2 separate regions of the Homo sapiens genome follow, and region 1 is linked to region 2. A link is an interaction called in ENCODE POLR2A ChIA-PET data of the cell type or tissue named here. Cell type or tissue: IMR-90. All regions are shown on one strand. Each heading gives the region's core, and the rest is flanking DNA. Links, peaks and the distances in the headings are about the cores only.

Evidence for each region. Peaks named below come from ENCODE experiments on the same cell type or tissue, not always from the same donor. Only the 100,000 strongest peaks of a DNase experiment are listed, where the experiment ranks them.
Region 1: POLR2A ChIA-PET joins it to region 2 with 11 read pairs; 3 of 35 experiments call an interaction of 5 or more read pairs at or near these places.

What each region holds. Positions count from the first base shown.
Region 1 is chr7:77,618,477-77,627,883 of GRCh38, forward strand. PTPN12 (protein tyrosine phosphatase non-receptor type 12) reads left to right here. Exons shown (of 18, transcript NM_002835.4): 12 at 4-89; 13 at 8,229-9,199. Among named protein-coding and RNA genes, the nearest start is that of APTR, 73 kb to the right of the region's middle. In IMR-90, for the core only: no CTCF peak of the experiment used is centred there; no DNase peak of the experiment used is centred there.
Region 2 is chr7:77,760,963-77,770,369 of GRCh38, forward strand. RSBN1L (round spermatid basic protein 1 like) reads left to right here. Exons shown (of 8, transcript NM_198467.3): 4 at 4,533-4,670; 5 at 7,699-7,841. Among named protein-coding and RNA genes, the nearest start is that of TMEM60, 33 kb to the right of the region's middle. RefSeq lists an enhancer at 3,301-3,801. In IMR-90, for the core only: no CTCF peak of the experiment used is centred there; no DNase peak of the experiment used is centred there; H3K27ac peaks cover 343 bases.

The DNA.
Region 1 (9,407 bases), core at 2,216-7,215, 140 kb before region 2:
CAGAATGAAATTAACACTGAAAACATGGTCAGCTCCATAGAGCCTGAAAAACAAGATTCTCCTCCTCCAAAACCACCAAGGACCCGCAGGTATTGTATGTCTTCGAACATTTTCTTTAAAAGCATACTTGTTTCTACTCACTGTTAATTAAAATGACAAATTCTGAATATTTCTAAATTACTTTTATAACTTTTATTATTATTTTGTTAGGATGTAACATACGTATGACAACTGATTTGTTACTGGTTTATTAAAAATTTGGTTTCATTTTGGATAAAATTTCAATAATATACTGTAGCAGAATGTGGATACTACCATGAATTGACTATGGTTTATGTTTTGATATGTGATATAACTAAAATTTTAGTTATTCTAAAGATTCCCATTTTTTTCCTGATGACTAAATATGCTTGCCAAAAATTGCATGCATGTTGAAGTGTGAGGATATTTAATAACGTTACTAGCAAAGATGAGTTTATTTCTTTAATTTTTCTTGCTTTTCTACCAAGCTCATTTATAATAGTTAAAATCATATATATTCATATCTTTCTTTTCCTTCCCTTCTTGTTCAGGGTAGCTGCTTAGTCAGTAACATGGTAGTATGGAGAGAATACAGAGGCAGAAGAAGATAGTTTCAACTCCTTTTTAGCCATTTAGCTCTGGGATCTAGGATTAATTTACTTAATCCTGGGGAGAAGGAGTTGTTTAAATATTGTCCTAAGGATTAAATAAAAAACTATTAGAATATTTTATAGTGTCTTTCTTGCACATAGATCTGCCAAAACTGATCGACTTCCCATCAAAATAAATTCTTTTATACAGGATACACCAATTGTTTCCATCTTAAAACTTTGGGGAAAGTTGGGTCAGACGGCCAGGGTCATGTCTTAGCATTGAGTTGCTAATTCCAAGAGATCATTCTAACGAAATCATCTCTCTGAACAAAAGAAAAAGCCTGCAGCTTCCCTCAGTAACTGAAGGTTTGGTTAGAATCCCTGCACACCACAGGAATAATTTATTCTCATTTTGACCATGCAAGATTCTAACTGCCTGGGAAGGAAGCTGCTGAGTACAGAAAGAGGCAGTGTACTCTGGTATAAAGAGGCTTTTTACATAAATAGGTCCCATTCCAAATTTTAACTTTAGCATTTGCCACTGAATGAACTTTGACAAGCCACTTCTCTGAAAATACTTTACTTCATTGTAGTGAGAGTACTCGTATTCTCCGTTTTTAAAAATTAGTGATAATGTATATAAAGCATGTAGTTACATGCCCGGCCTATAGTAACAGATTTTTTAAGTGTGGTGGTAGTTATAGTCTCTAGAATACCTTTGCATACTTCTCTTAGGAACCTCAGGAAGCCTATATATAGATGAGGTTAGGTCTCAACATTTAAATGTTCGAGATGTTAACTGTGTGCTATCAGAACTTTTAGTAGTTCTTTCCTGTTCGATTTCCACTTTGGTATCCACCAAAACTGGTTGGCATTTTAGCCGTCTGTGGAAGGTAACCAGTTGAAACCTATAAAATATTAAGTTCTCTAACTTCTCTGTTCCATATAGGAGCCCTAGAATCCTAAAAGAAACTACTGGCCCTAAAAAAATTAAGGAACATTTTTGCTGCCCTGTGTTTTAATTTGGTTTTTGAGATTGAGCCAATATAGAGGTTTTCAAAGTCTACACTGATATTTATGATTTGTATGTTCTTCTACCTCTAACTACATGTAGCAGCAGTCTCTTCTTAATTTTACAGGAAAAAAGAATAGAATATCTGAATTTAAAGCCTTTTTCCTATACCTGTTGAAAAGTTTTACTTCTGTTACTCTCTAATAAACAAAAAGATAATAAAGAAAAAAGCAAATGCATATTAAGAAAAAATATTCAACTCAAGACAGATTTTTATTAGGCATACATTCTAAAAGTTCTTTGTGTGTGATTTTATAATACATGCATAGGTCACCTTTTTTCTTCTTCATGTAATGGAGTCAAATGCCAGAATGTCATTATTTTTGACAAAGAGAACCTTGTGACTTCTAAGTTGGGATGATTTTTAGAACTATTATAAATTGTTCCAACATAACTGAAAATAAAATCACAAAATCATAAGATTGATAACAAGTAAAATAGTATATTTTGTTTTTCAGTATGGCTACAGTAAACACATTAATTGTTTGTTTAAAGTACATGATGGGGCCAGGCGTGGTGGCTCACGCCTGTAATCCCAGCACTTTGGTAGGCCAAGGCAGGCGGATCACAAGGTCAGGAGTTTAAGACCAGCCTGATCAATATGGTGAAACCCCGTCTCTACTAAAAATAGAAAAATTAGCCAGGCGTGGTGGCACGCGCCTGCAGTTCCAGCTACTTGGGAGACTGAGGCAGGAGAATCGCTTGAACCCAGGAAGCGAAGGTGCCAGTGAGCCAAGTTCATGCCACTGCACTCCAGCCTGGGTGAAAAAGCGAGACTTTGTCTCAAAAATAAAAAAACAAAAATAAAGTACATGTTGGCTGGGCATAGTGGCTCACGCCTGTAGTCCCAACATTTTGGGAGGCTAAGGTGGGCGGATTGCTTGAATCCATATATATATATATATATAAAAATATGTGTTGTGTGTATATTTCATTTTTATTTATTTATTTATTTATTTACTTTTTAAACGTTTTTGTTAAAAATAAGACACACACACACAGTAGCCTAAGCATACACAGGGTCAGGATCATCAATATCACTGCCTTCTGCCTCCATATCTTGTCCTGCTGGAAGGTATCGGGCAGAAACACACATGGAGCTGTCATCCCCTATGATAACAGTGCCCTCTTCTAGAATACCTCCTGAAGAACCTGCCTGAAGCTGTTTAACAGTTAACTAATTTTTTAACAATTAGAAGGAATACACTCAAAATTAACAACAAAAAGTAAGTACGTGGCCAGGCGCCTGTAATCCCAGCATTTTGGGAGGCCAAGGTGGGTGGATCACCTGAGGTTGGGAGTTCGAGACCAGCCTGGCCACCATAGCGAAACCCTGTGTCTCCTAAAAATACAAAAATTAGCTGGGCGTTGTGGCGGGCACCTGTAGTCTCAGCTACTTGGGAGGCTAAGGCAAAAGAATTGCTTGAACCCGGGAAGTGGAGGTTGCAGTGAGCCAAGATTGCACCACTGGACTCCAGCCTGGGTGTGACAGAGCGAGACTCCATCTCAAAAAAAAAAGTACATAAGCCAATAACTATTTTCTTTATCATTATTATCAAGGATTGTGTCCTGTACGTAATTACATGTGCTGTGCTTTTATATGACTGACAGCATAGTAGCTTTGTTTATACCAGCATCACAACAAACGTGAATGACGCATTTTGCTACAAATTCATGGGAATTTTTCAGCTCCATTATAACTTTGTGGGGCCACCATGTTATGTGTGGCCCATCATTGACTGAAACGTCACATGACTGTACATGTCTTTCAGTAATTTTTAATATTCCAATTCTTTCTGTTTTATTTTGTTTTGTTTTCAGACAGAGCCTTGCTCTTTTGCGCAGGCTGGAGTGCAGTGGTGTGATTATGGCTCACTGCAGCCTCGACCTCAATTGAACCTCCCACCCTAGACTCCCAACTAGCTGGAACTATAGACACACACCACCATGCCTGGCTAATTTCCGTATTTTTTGTAGAGATGGGTTTTCTCCTTGTTGCCTAGGCCAGTTTTAAACTCTTGGGCTCAAGGGATCCACCCATTTTGGCCTCCCAAAGTGCTGGGATTGCAGGCGTGAGCCACCATGTCCCACCAGTATTCCAGTTCTTCCAGTTCTTAAAAGTGAACAGAACTAGGAATGACTGGGCATTTGACAGAAGCCTCTAATATGAAAAAACAGAGGAAATGGAGACAATACAGAGTAAAATGAAAAAGATGGGGGAAAAAAGAAACAACAGTCCACTTTTCTCAGTCATTGGGAAATGCTGCAACCACGAAATAAGAACTGTGGGTAATAAGTAAGAAGCTCTTAGAAATTAAGAATATAGGCCAGGCGCAGTGGCTCATGCCTGTAATCCCAGCACTTTGGGAGGCTGAGGCGGGCAGATCACAAGGTCAGGAGTTTGAGACCAGCCTGGACAATATGGTGAAACCCAGTCTCTACTAAAAATACAAAAAAAATTAGCTGGGCGTGGTGGTGTGTGCCTGTAGTCCCAGCTACTCAGGAGGCTGAGGCAGGAGAATCGCTTGAACCCGGGAGGCGGAAGTTACAGTGAGTCGAGATCGCGCCACTGCTCTCCAGCCTGGGCAACAGAATGAGACTCTTGTCTCAAAAAAAAAGAAAGAAAGAAATTAAAATACTATAAATTTAAAAATTAAGCAGAAGTTTGGAAAATAAGGAACTCCATTTTCCAATAAAATTTCCAAAATAAAGAAATTCATTCATTTCAAGAAAATGAATGGATAAAGAAAAAGTAGGAGAGAAAAGATAAGGAAATTAGAAAGCAAAACTAGAAGATCTGTCACTGAACTAATAATAGTCTAAAAGGAGAGTAGGGAAGAAGAAATTAGCAAAAAAAAAAAAGAAGAAAAAATGTGTTAGAATTAAAGGGCATAAATTTTTATATAGAGCGTATACACCAAGCTTGATATACACCACCAAATGTGATGGATAAAAATAAAATTGTTAAAAAATATAGTTTTTTAAGTTACATTATGAAATTATAGAACATCCAACATAAGAACCTTGCTTAGGTTTAGAGTAAGATAAAAATAATGCTGAAATTTGGAGTAAGTTTTTTTAAATTAAAAACTTTGAAAATACTCGATTAACAAACCCATATATCATACTCGATATCTGTCAAGCACTGTTCTAATTGTTGTTCAGATGTTAACTCATTTAATTCTCCTAACTACCCTGTGAAAAAGGTACTGTTAAGGATATATGGGGTTTGTTAATCAAGTAAATCTGTAAAATACTGGTCATGAGGCCGGGCATGGTGTTTCACACCTGTAATCCCAGCATTTTGGGAGCCTGAGGAGGGCGGATCACTTGACGTTAGAAGTTTAAGACCAGCCTGGCCAACATGGCGAAACCCTGTCTCTACTAAAAATACAAACATTAGCCGGGCGTCATGGCGCGTGCCTATAATCCCAGCTACTTGTGAGGCTGAGGCAGGAGATTCGCTTGAACCTGGGAGGCGGCGGAGGTTGCAGTAAGCTGAGATTGCACCACTGTACTCCAGCCTGAGTAACAGAATGAGACTCTGTCTCAATAAAAAATATGTAAATAAAATACTGATTATGGAAAAGTGGTCTCACCATGTACACGTAGGGAAAATAATACACCTCAATTTATATCAAAATTTTATCTCATCCTTTTAAAACTCATATTTTCTATTTGTATTATAATATGTTCTTAGGATAACCTATTGGTCTTTGCATATGCTTTATAAATTGTAGGAGGTGTCTGCAATTATTTTTGTTTTAGATCGCAAAAATTTGACAGCCACTCTTTCAGATTAAGAACCAACTTGTAGGCCAGGTACAATGCCTCACACCTGTAATCCCAGCTCTTTGGGAGGACATGGCAGGTGAATTGCTTAAGTTTAGGAGTTTGAGATCAGTCTGGGCAACATGAACATGGCAAAACCACATCTCTACAAAAAATACAAAACTTAGCCAGGTGTGGTAGTGCACACCTGTAGTCCCAGCTGCTTGGGAGGCTAAACTGGGAGGATGGCTTGAGCCCTGAAGGCAGAGGTTGCAGTGAGCCAAGATAGTGCAACTGTACTCCAGCCCAGGTGGCAGAGCAGGACCCTGTCTCAAAAAAAAAAAAAAGAATCTACTTGTAAAACTTGAACAGATATAGGAATATCTTATGAGAGTATTGCTGTCATTTTAATATGATCAGTATTCTGGAGATATTCATTTATCTTCTCATGTCCTAGGAATGTGGGAATGTGTCTAGAGAATCTGAACTTCACAGAGTCTTTATTTATTTATTTTATTTATTTTGAGACAGAGTCTTGCTCTGTCACCTAGGCTGGAGTGCAGTGGCGTGATCTCAGCTCACTGCAACCTCTGCCTCCCGAATTCAAGTGATTCTCCTGACTCAGCTTCCTGAGTAGCTGGGATTACAGGCGCACGCTACCATGCCTGACTAGGGTTTTGTGTTTTTAGTAGAGACGGGGTTTTGCCATGTTGGTTAGGCTGGTCTCAAACTCCTGATCTTGTGATCCGCCTGCCTTGGCCTCCCAAAGTGCTAGGATTACAGGCGTGAGCCACCATGCCTGGCCCACAGAGTCTCTTTTAAGGGGAAACCTGGTGTACCATGTGATTACTGCCAGTTATCTGGTTGGATAAAAAAAGGTTGATCACCTGGGGGGAGAAAAAAAAGCAAAAACTCTGAGGTGGGGTCCAGTGGCTCACCCCTGTAATCCCAGCACTTTGCGGGGGCCGAGGCAGGCAAATCACTTGAGGCCAGGAGTTGGAGACCAGCCTGGCCAACATGGCAAAACCCCATCTCTACTAAAAATACAAAAATTAGCCAGGTGTGGTGGCATGTGCCTGTAGTCCCAGCTACTCAGGAGGTTGAAGCACAAGAATTGCTGGAACCCAGGAGGTAGAGGTTCCAATGAGCCAAGATGGTGCCACTGCACTCCAGCCTGGGTGACAGAACAAGACTCTATCTCAAAAGAAAAACAGAACACAAAAACTTAAATATACAAGCCCTCAAGAAGTTTGCTTCATATAAAGTTCTTAAAAAGCAACAAAGCCTGGGCAACATAGTAAACCCTATCTTCTTCTTTGGTTTTTTTTTTTTTTTGAGACAGGATCTCATTCTTTCACCCAGGCTGGAGTGCAGTGGCATGATCAGAGCTCCCTGCAGCCTTGACCTCCCCAGGCTCAGGTGATCCTCCTACCTCAGCCTTCCTAGTAGCTGGGACTACAAGCATGCATTGCCACATCCAGTTAATTTTTTTGTATTTGTTAAAGACACAGGGTTTTGCCATATTGCCCAGGCTGCTCGCTCTCTCTCTCTCTCTCTCTCTCTCTCTCTCTCTCTCTCTCTCTCTCTCTCACTCTCACTCTCACTCGCGCTCTCTCTCTCGCTCTCTCTCTCTTTTTTTTTTTTTTTTTTTTTTTGGAGACAGTCTTGCTCTGTCGCCCAGACTGGAGTGCAGTGGCGTGATCTCAACTCACTGCCATCTCCACCTCCTGGGCTCAAGCAATTCTCCTGCCTCAGCCTCCCAAGTATCTGGGACTGCAGGTGTGTGCCACCACACCTGGCAAATTTTTGTATTATTAGTAGAGATGGGGTTTTACTGTGTTGCTCAGGCTGGTCTCAAACTCCTGAGCTCAATTGATCCACCCACCTTGGCCTCCCAAAGTGCTGGGATTACAGGCGTGAGCCACCATGCCTGGCCCCTATTTCTTTAAGGAAAAAAATAAAGGCAACTAGAGGGTATAACCCACCCGAACAAAGGAGTATACCCAGAAAGAGGAAAATGAGACCTGGGAAACAGGAGAATCTGAAACCAGAGAGAACATTAGCTCTGTGATGGACTAGGGAACCAGTAGTCCACACTGGAGCAGGAGGCCAAAAGTTACTAACAAGGATGTCTGTGGTATTGATACTTACTATGTGTGCTTGTCATTATTGAGAGGAGGTATACCAATCTGCAAGAAAGTTAGAAGAAAAGCTGAGTAACTGATGATGCATAGAGAGCTAAGCCATCAGAAATCCAAGGCAGTCATTAGGGGAAAACAAGACACTATAGAAGAAAAGATACGAAATCATGGTGTCATAGATGGGAATACTATCTGCAGTCATACGACTGAGGTAATGAAAAATTACAATATAACAGTATTGGAAAGATAGAGAAGGACACTTCCACAGTAGGAAGTCAGTAGAAAATGTGTGAAACAAAGATCAAGAAATAACTTTTGAAATAGTCTGAAATACAGAGGTGTAAATTTTAGAAGCAGCTATAAAAAAATGTTGAAAGTTGATGCCTCTGGCTAACAGGAGGGCTGCGGGGCAGAGACTATGTTTTTCATTCAAAGTCTTGTATTTGACTTTTTAAACAGTATATGTGTATTACCTTGATGAACATTAAATTTTCTTAGTCTGAAAAACTGCAGTTTTTATTCGCAACCAGATTGTAATGGCTCTTAATATGCTACTCTTAGCTACATAATTCTCAGGTATCAACTTGTTTAACAGTCTTAAAATGCCCTTTTTAAATGTTTGTTTTTCAGTTGCCTTGTTGAAGGGGATGCTAAAGAAGAAATACTGCAGCCACCGGAACCTCATCCAGTGCCACCCATCTTGACACCTTCTCCCCCTTCAGCTTTTCCAACAGTCACTACTGTGTGGCAGGACAATGATAGATACCATCCAAAGCCAGTGTTGCATATGGTTTCATCAGAACAACATTCAGCAGACCTCAACAGAAACTATAGTAAATCAACAGAACTTCCAGGGAAAAATGAATCAACAATTGAACAGATAGATAAAAAATTGGAACGAAATTTAAGTTTTGAGATTAAGAAGGTCCCTCTCCAAGAGGGACCAAAAAGTTTTGATGGGAACACACTTTTGAATAGGGGACATGCAATTAAAATTAAATCTGCTTCACCTTGTATAGCTGATAAAATCTCTAAGCCACAGGAATTAAGTTCAGATCTAAATGTCGGTGATACTTCCCAGAATTCTTGTGTGGACTGCAGTGTAACACAATCAAACAAAGTTTCAGTTACTCCACCAGAAGAATCCCAGAATTCAGACACACCTCCAAGGCCAGACCGCTTGCCTCTTGATGAGAAAGGACATGTAACGTGGTCATTTCATGGACCTGAAAATGCCATACCCATACCTGATTTATCTGAAGGCAATTCCTCAGATATCAACTATCAAACTAGGAAAACTGTGAGTTTAACACCAAGTCCTACAACACAAGTTGAAACACCTGATCTTGTGGATCATGATAACACTTCACCACTCTTCAGAACACCCCTCAGTTTTACTAATCCACTTCACTCTGATGACTCAGACTCAGATGAAAGAAACTCTGATGGTGCTGTGACCCAGAATAAAACTAATATTTCAACAGCAAGTGCCACAGTTTCTGCTGCCACTAGTACTGAAAGCATTTCTACTAGGAAAGTATTGCCAATGTCCATTGCTAGACATAATATAGCAGGAACAACACATTCAGGTGCTGAAAAAGGTAATAATATAGTGTCAAATACTTAAATGTCTTTCCTATGTGCTAGTCACTGTTTTAAGCACTTTAGCTGTATTGATTTATTATGTTTTATTCCACACTCTACCATAGAACCTACAGCAAAATCTGTCTTAGATACTAATTTTTTAATATAAGCTTTTAATGTATTGTTAACAATTTGGTCACATTATATTACTGGGTTTTGTGTTTC
Region 2 (9,407 bases), core at 3,021-8,020:
TTCAGGTTAATTTTTTAACTACACCAGAAAACTGGTTTGATTAATGTTTACTGGAGTGAATAAAAGCAAATATAGTAAGCTCACATTGAGCGTCATCAGGATGTGAGGTTTTCCAGATAGGCTATTTTTTTAGTTAATGGAAACGTAGTTTTAAGTATTAAGATTTTATAAAAATATCTTCATTGCTGAACATATGCAACATAATGTCACTTTATTTTCAGTATTGGTTTGTCATTATGATACAATACTGATGCCTTAGGGCAGCTGCAGCTGTGCTTACCCTTTTTCCTTCCTTCCCCTTCTAAATATGTGGTTTCTTGTCCTTTATGATTTTAGAGAGTAGTTACGATTGTGCCTAATATAGGAACTGATAGGTAAGAAGAAGAACTTTTATGAGCCATGGTCTTTGTGACATTTACTGTGATTATTTAGAGATTCTTTTAATCCTTATCTGTTACCTCTTCCACCTCACCGCCCTTGAGTTCTTCGCAGTCTGGCATAGTCTGGATAGGTGATTTTTAGAGAAATGAGGCTTGATTTTTTTGTAATAGGTGAATTCTGCATATTTGGTATATAGTTTTGCAACAAAAGAGGTGTCACCAAAATCAAGAAGTATTTACATTTTTGTGAAAAGCGTGTGGATTTTATTCTTACATTTTATTTTAACAACTTAAGTACCATCATGTATTTTATCAAGCAGTATATACTTTTTAAATTGGAAACATTGTTGTGTGTAACTTGCCATGTTTATAACATTTAAGTTAATGGTTACAACTGATGGATTTGAAATATTGTGTTATTAAACTAGAAATTTGTATGAAATGATATATAGTTAAAGGTTATATTACAATATATTTTAAAATTTAATACTTTTACAGATTAAGATTTTGATGACTTCAATTTAATTTTTTAAATTTGGTCTAAGTTTAAATATGTTTATTCAGGTGGGTGATCATCATTTTATCTTTACTGTTGGAGAATAAAGGTTTTGGAAGATCATTGCCGTTTTGTTTTAAACATGTGAGAGCTAAGCAGTTTTTATAAAGGCCAATTTCCTAATAGGATTTATTTTTGGTTTTATTAGTGGGCAAATGGCATCTACCTGTACATTCTGGTTACAAGGGAGAGACTTATACTTTTGTTATAATAAGTTATGTGTGAAAGTGAATTTTACATATCTATATGTTTTATATGTATTTTGGCATGAGGTGGGAAGAACTAACTAAAAATTCAATTAAGATATTTAGCAATATAATCGGAGTAGAGTCTGTATTACTTTACTTTAAAAATTCAGGGTCTCTAAAAAATCCTTTGAAATAGTTATGAATTTTAATAGGACCATACTTAAAAATAATCAGCAAAAGATAAAGCCTCTTCTTAGGTAGTGCCCAAACTAGACAGAGAATGGGGGAAAAATCGGTTTTTGATTTATTCAGTCTATTATGTTAAACATTTTAATGTTTAGGTCTATACTAATTTAGACGTGTTTTGTTTTATTTTGAAATAAAAAGCATTATTTGTAAACTTGGAAATTAATGTAAATGTATAATTTGAAAGAAATGAGATGGCTAGGTCAGTAATACTTCTTCAGTCAATGAAATAATTATTCTAACCTGAAATAGCAACATCTGGTCAAAGCAAAATTAGTAAATAAAGTTCTTGAGTCATGACACAACATATGATGTGTCTGTAATATTACCACCCAAGTTTTACCCAATTTTTTCCTGTTACTCAATGATACATGTTTTTACTCACATTTAAATACATAAATTTTACTCTACAAGGACTGTGTTAACAATTGGTTCCGGTTTTCTGATTATTATATTATCTCCTACTCTCTATAATTTAATAATGTTATAGTTTTTTGGTTTTATTTCATGTATAATATGACTTTTTAAAACTACTAGATAAATTGAAAGTTTAGTTGTGCTTCGTATTTTAGAAGAATTCACTTAATGAAAATTCTTTCCTAACAGTCATCCCCTCCGCACAAGATAAACTGCCCAAATTATTTAGGTGATCATTGTTGGTACTGTGATGTCATAGAATGAACCAACTCAGTGGCAAGGACTTGATTATGGCTTTGTTAGAACTAAATGTTGTAGGTATCTAATTTAAACAAGATAAGGAAATTTATGCACAGAAAATGTACTTATTTGTATGAGGTGGAAATATATATAATTTGACTTTTTTTTTTTTTTTTTTTTGGTCTCGCTGTGTTGCTCAGGCAGATCTTGAACTCCTGGGCTCAAGTGATCCTCTTGCCTCTGCCTTCTGGGTAGCTGGGATTACAGTTTCGTGTCACCACCCCTAACTCTAATTTGACTTTTTAGATATATTTCAAAGCACTTGGAAAATTTGTGTTTTACAATATCAGTTGTTTGATTTCACTTTCTAAATGGTTATCGTCTCTCAAAACCCCTTATGGTCATTTGCAGACACAAAACTCAGAATCTCAGAATCACTTAACAGACTTGATGTGTTCTATTCTGGTAAATGTGCTAGAGTTGAGATTGATACCCTTAGCTTCTTTGATAGACTGCATTACAGAGGTGCATAGACTGAATTTCTTACTGTGCTGCTATTAATGCATCTAGAGCCTGAAGACTGTTGTAGAGTTAGGCTTTAACTGTTAGCTCTCTTGATATTGGAGATGATAGGAATTTTTAGGCGACAGGAAAAAGATGAGACAATGAGCATACAATGGGGGCATAAGCCCCAGCTGTTCTTATATTTGTTTGTTTTTTTGAGACAGGATCTCGCTCTGTTGCCCAGGCTGGAGTGCAGTGGCCTGATGACAGCTCACTGCAGCCTGGACCTGCCAGGCTGGAGATATCCTCCCACTTCTCAAAGTGCTGGGCTTACAGGCCCTTAATTTTCTAACTTGTAGGAATGGTTTGTGGTTCTGAGAAGTCAATTTGTAACAGTTTAGGAAAATTTAGGCTTAGAAATCTGGTGAATTTATTAAAGAATTAATGTCATTATTAAACTGCTTTGCTGATTATAATAACAAATGAGATTCTCTTCCTTAAATGATTTTGTATGAAAACATGTGGGTTGGGGTTTACTTTGTTACGTTGTGATACTCTTACCAGCTATGATTGTAAGGATTCAACTTTTGATGTGACTATCTTTTATAATCTGTGTCTGTGATGTGATAAAAGTTGACCATCCATGTTTGCCTGAAATACAAGACTTTCAGTTTTAAGACTGATAGTCCTGGGCAAACTGGGACAAATTGGTCTCCTAAATTTGTTGTCCACAAAGGCTAATCCAGAGAAAGAGACAATTACAGTTTTGCTTATAATTTGGTTATCAAAACGAGTTGTTTCGCTTGAAGACAGACTCAGCTTGTTTACTAGTGTTAGTATATGAAAACACATAGGTTTCTTTGTCAGGATTTAAATATGCTGGCAAGAAATGTAGTTACCAATCAATCTTGAGGTGCACATGGCTTTGTTTTGGCTCTTTGAATGCCACCCATTTGCTAGCATTATGGCAGGTGAGTTTATATCATTATCAAATTTTCTTCAGCAATCTGCTGTAAAACATTCCAGTTAAGGAAACCACAGCTCAAGGAACGCAAATGATTTCTGAAGGTCATGTAACTGGTAGATAGCAAAGGCAGATTTGGATTTTAGGATTCCTGATTCTTAATTTCTTTCTTTCTTTTTTTTTTTTTGAGACATAGTCTCGCTCTGTCGCCCAGGCTGGAGTGCAGTGGCACAATCTCGGCTCATTGCAAGCTCCGCCACCCAGGTTCACGCCATTCTCCTGCCTCAGCCTCCCAAGTAGCTGGGACTACAGGCGCGCGCCGGCCACCACACTCGGCTGATTTTTTTGTATTATTAGTAGAGACGGGGTTTCACCATGTTGGCCAGGATGGTCTTGATCTCCTGACCTCATGATCCGCCTGCCTTGGCCTCCCAAAGTGCTGGGATTACAGGTGTGAGCCACTGCGCCCGGCTGTGATTCTTAATTTCTAGTAGTTTCTCATGAGAGTTAATAATAGGTATATAAACTGGTTTCTAGTTAATATGGTAAGATCAAAAAAGAAGAGCATCCCTGGTGGCCTTTTAGTCATATAAGCCACTGTTGATGGTTAAATGTTTTCAGAGGGTCTAATTTTGAAAATGTTGATGAAAAGATATGAACTTCATTTCACTTTAGAAAAATGCAGGTACACCAACTTTTGAATACTCAGATAATGAGTTCCTCTGTTCTAAGGAGATGTTAGTTGTCTAGAATTAATGCTTATTTGTCTTAACTCTGTTTTCATAAGCAGTGTGTAGGAATAGTTAGAGAAAGTAAAATAGCTTGATTTAGTGCAAGTTTTATTTTTAAAATGCCTTATCTGTTACTGTTAGTAAAGTTTTGTTTTGCTTGCCTCATTATGATATAATATTCTGAGATAATAATTTATTGCTACAAAATGATAGCAAGCATTATCTTATGTGTAACTTTTAATTAAATCCATATTCTTCAGGTAAAAAGAACGTATTTAACTTTTAATTAAATCCATGTTTCTTCAGGTAAAAAGAACGTATTCTCATGGTACTTACAGAGCTGGCCCAATGAGACAAATAAGCTTGGTGGGAGCAGTTGATGAAGAAGTAGGAGATTATTTCCCTGAGTTCCTTGACATGTTGGAAGAGTCACCATTTTTAAAAGTAAGAGACAATCTGTCATGGGATTAGAGTTTTTTTTTTAAAAAAGGGAAGAAAAACCAATATGAGTAATCTAAATTGTGATTGTTTCTTTCATGCTACATGCAATATAAATGAATGGCTGTTTCAGAAATAGAAACGTTTTGGTTTTATTTGAACTGGAGGGAAGGAGAGCAAGAGATGGGAAACTGACATAATTCTTGTGTAGTGTGTACATGCGACATCTCAGGTTCTAATTGTAATGGCAAAGCTAAGTGGTGGGCCATGAAATAACACCTCTTAACACTTTAGGAAATTAGGTTCCATGTGTTTATCAGCTCTTTGTAAACTAAGTACTAAAGGACTTAAGAAGTACAGGAAGGATTCTACTACAAATGTTTAAGACAAAGGAATGGCAGTTTAGCATTCCTAAACTAAATTCCAGGAAAACTCGCCTGGGAAATTACACACCCATATTTTAGCCATGGCTGTACTTATCTGGGTTGGGCAAGCCCTTTAAACTTTCTGGGCTTCAGTTTCATCATCCATAAAATAACATGTTTAGACAATGTAGCCAAAGGCCCCTCTATTTAATTTATTTTTTTGAGACAGCCTCACTCTCTGCCCAGGCTGGAGTGTAGTGGTGTAATGTGGAGCCCTGACCTCCGTGGGCTTGGATGATCCTCCCACGTCAGCCTCCCAAGTACCTCGGATTACAGGCACATGCCATCATGCCCAGCTAACTTTTGTATTTTTTGTGGAAATGGGGTTTCACCATGTTGCTCAGGCTGGTCTTGAACTCTTGGACTCAAGTGATCCTCCTGTCTTGGCCTTCCAAAGTGCTGGGATTACAGGTGTGAGCCACTGTGCCCACCACCACAGGCCCCTTTAAATAGTTTGTAGCCAGATTCCTTTTTTTTTTTTTTAAAGCCTCTTGATTTTCAAAAAGTATTTCTTATTGTGAGGTGCTAGGGCTATCCCACTGAGAGAGGAATCTCTGAGCTGTGTGGTTAGGTTAATTATTTAATCAGTAACTCAAAGGTCAATGCTGCAAACCTACACTGAAATTCAGGGTCCAGGTAAGCTGTGGAATGTGACAAGATTTCTGATACCACATAATCTATAGGACATCTCTTCTTTTATTACTTCTGTTTGCTTGGTGTTTTTACCCTATATGTACATATATCTTTTTCTTCCCTTTCTCTTTAACCTTGTTCCATTCCTTTTTCTCTTTTCCTTTTAAACTTTTTGTTCCTTTTCTACTTCTCTCTAGTAGTTACATCATGGAATTAGGTTGCATTTATTATTGGACTATATTTAAAAATTACCAAATATTACTTAAATGGTTGCTTCAAGTTTAATTTTCAAAGCACATGAACTAAATGCATTATTTCTCCTTTCCTTTCCTTCCCCTTCCCCTTCCCTTTCCCCTTCCCTTCCCCTTCCCCTTCCCTTTCCCCTTCCCTTCCCCTTCCCCTTCCCTTTCCCTTTCCCTTCCTTTCTTTCGATGGGGTCCTGCTATGTTGCCCAGGCTAGCTTTGAAGTCCTGGGCTCAAGCAGTCCTCCTGCTTCAGCCTCCCAAAGTGCTGTGATTACAGACGTGAGCCACCCACACCCAACCTAAATGCATTGTTTCTAAAGAAATTTGACAAGCCTTTTTGAAAAGGGGGTGTGTGGTGAAATTTTTTTTTTTTTTAATTTTGTTCTCAACATTCCATGGACAGTGGCCCTCAGTTTCCTTCTTCCCTCTCTCTGTCTTTTTTTGTTTGTTTGTTTTTGGTTTCAGATGGAGTCTCGCTGTGTCATCCAGGCTGGAGGGCAGTGGTGCGATCTCGGCTCACTGCAACCTCTGCCTCTCAGGTTCAAGCAATTCTCATGCCTCAGCCTTTCGAGTAGCTGGGATTACAGACACACACTACCATGCTAGGCTAATTTTTTGTATCTTTAGTAGAGATGAGGTTTCTCCATGTTGCCCAGTCTGGTCTCAAACTCCTGAGCTCAGGTGATCTGCCTGCCTCAGCCTCCTGAAGTGTTGGGATTACAGGCCTGAGCCACCGTGCCCGGCCACCGTCTTCTCTTTTCTCTTCCCCTTCCCCTTCACCTCTGTCTCTCGCCTCGCCTCCCCTCCCCTCCCCTCCCCCCTTTTTCCCTCCCCCTTCCCCTCCTCTCCCCCCTCCCCCTTCTCCCTCCCCCTTCCCTTCCTCTGCCCCCTCCCCCCTTCTCCCTCCCCCCTTCTCCCTCCCCCCTCCCTCTCCTTTCATTCTTTGGAGTCTCGTTCTGTCACCAGGCTGGAGTGCAGTGGCGTGATTTCGGCTCACTGCAACCTCCGCCTCCGAGGTTCAAGCGATTCTCCTGCCTCAACCTCCTGAGTAGCTGGGACTACAGGTGCGCGCCACCATGCCCAGCTAATTTTTGTATTTTGTAGAGACGGGGTTTCACCGTGCTGGCCAGGACGGTCTCGATATCTTGATATCTTGACCTTGTGATCCGCCCGCCTCGGCCTCCCAAAGTGCTCGGATTACAGGCGTGAGCCACTGCGCGCCCAGCCTTGTTCTTTCATTTTAAAATACTTTAGTCTCTGGTTTAAGCCAACAACCTCTTCAAGAAACTGCTGAACAGAAATATGTTTTGATTTTGTTTTGTTTTGTTTTTAATTATCATTAATCAAAGAGGTATCCAGTTTTTAAACTTAAATTTAATTGTTCATTTTTATAGATTCTTATGAGAGCACTTGCTTATTTAGTCCGTTAACATCATATGATCTATATGGTAGAAGGAAGAATAACAAATGATGAATATAGTGAATCATACCTCTAGCAGGGTATAGGGACAGAACCATCCAAGCATAATTATTTTCTTGGTGTGTTTGAAACAGTTTTTTGAAGCAAAGTATATCAATATATAGGGATATATTCAATATTATGTATTTCAGATGCTTAAGTATAAAGCTGTGTATGAAAGTGTGTTTGTCAGGGGAACAATATTATTATTAACATACACTTGAAGATACATTTTGAAAATAATTGCAATCTGCATAATTATTTATCTCCAGTGTACACTGCCATGGGGGACGCTATCTAGTCTAAAATTACAGAGTCGAAAAGATAGTGATGATGGTCCCATCATGTGGGTTCGTCCAGGAGAACAAATGATCCCTGTGGCTGATATGCCAAAGTCACCTTTCAAAAGGAAAAGGTATGTTGTATACACATTTTTATTGGAGGGGATGAGTGTTTGTATGTTGGGGTGTGTATGTTAGTTGAAAATTGGAGGAAGGAGGAATGCAAAGTTTAGAGCATAATTGGAATATAAATTTAAAAATAGCGATACATGCTAATACAATTTGTTATAAAACCTAAAATGTAAATAAAGCATGAGAAATGTAGGCAAATGACAAGAAATTGTAATGATGGATGGAAAAAATGTCATAAGATATAAACTATTTTAGAATAAATGTAATATTCAGAACCTATACTAAGAAGACTAAAATGTTTTGTGGAGGATATAAAGTAAGATCAGAACAAATGGAAAGCCCTGCTGTGTTCTGGATTGGATAAAAATGATAGTTCTTTAAAATTTTCTGCATTTCAATTGGACTAACACTTCCAGTCCTGGATAAAATTATTTTAAAATTCATAAGGAAGTAAACTTTTCAGTGAAAGAGAAGATTAGTGAGAGGCAGCTTATGATACAGGATATTAAAAATTACTATAAAGTTCAAATAGATCATTGGAATAAGAGTCCAGAAATAGATCTAAGTATATTGGGAACTTAATATATGAGATAGGTGGGAAGAGGAAGATGTATTTAATGAATAATGCTGGCATATTTGGCTCTCATAAAAACAAAGGCAGAGCCCCTACCTCATACAAGAAGTAAATTAGAGAATTAAGCATCACAGATAAAACAGTTAAAATATTAGAATAAAATTGTTTAAGCCTGGAGGAGACCTTCCTAAGCAAGACCAAACAATGCAGTGGCAATAGTATTTGGGGGGGAAGCGACATCAACAATGAGGTTCAAAATTATGATAGACTGGACTAAGACATTTGGAACTCATGACACACCAAAGTTAATGTACAAAGAGCATTCTCAAGTGTAAACAACCCAGTAGAAAAATAACCTCAGGTAGTTAAGTTTATTTTAAAAGAACTATGAGATATTTTTATTCATTATATTGGCAAAAATTATGAATATAGCATTAATATTATAGGCTGGTAGGTATGTGAAGAAACAATTTTTTATATATTGTTGACTGGAGGATGAGCTGCTGTAATTTTGTGAAAGTAATCTGGCAGTAGATCATAAAATTTAACATAAAACTCTTTGATCTAGCACTCCTACTTTTGGGAATCCCAAGGAATAAAAACACGAAAGGTAAATAAATTTGTGGTAAGAAAAACATTTTAAAATGGTCTGAATGCCTGTCAGTAGGGGAATGGTTGAATAGATTTCATACATTCTTATTGAAGAGTATAGTTAGGCCGGGTGCAGTGGCTCACGCCTGTAATCCCAGCACTTTGGGAGGCTGAGGCGGGTGGATTACCTGAAGTCAGGAGTTTGAAGATCAGCCTGGCCAACATGAGGAAACCCCGTCTCTACTAAAAATAGAACAAATTAGCCCAGCGTGGTGGGACATGACTGTAATCCCAGCTATTCAGGAGGCTGAGGCAGGAGAATTGCTTGAGCCTGGGAGATAGAGGTTGCAGTGAACCCAGATCGCTTCACTGCACTCCAGCCTGGCCGATAGAGCGAGACTCT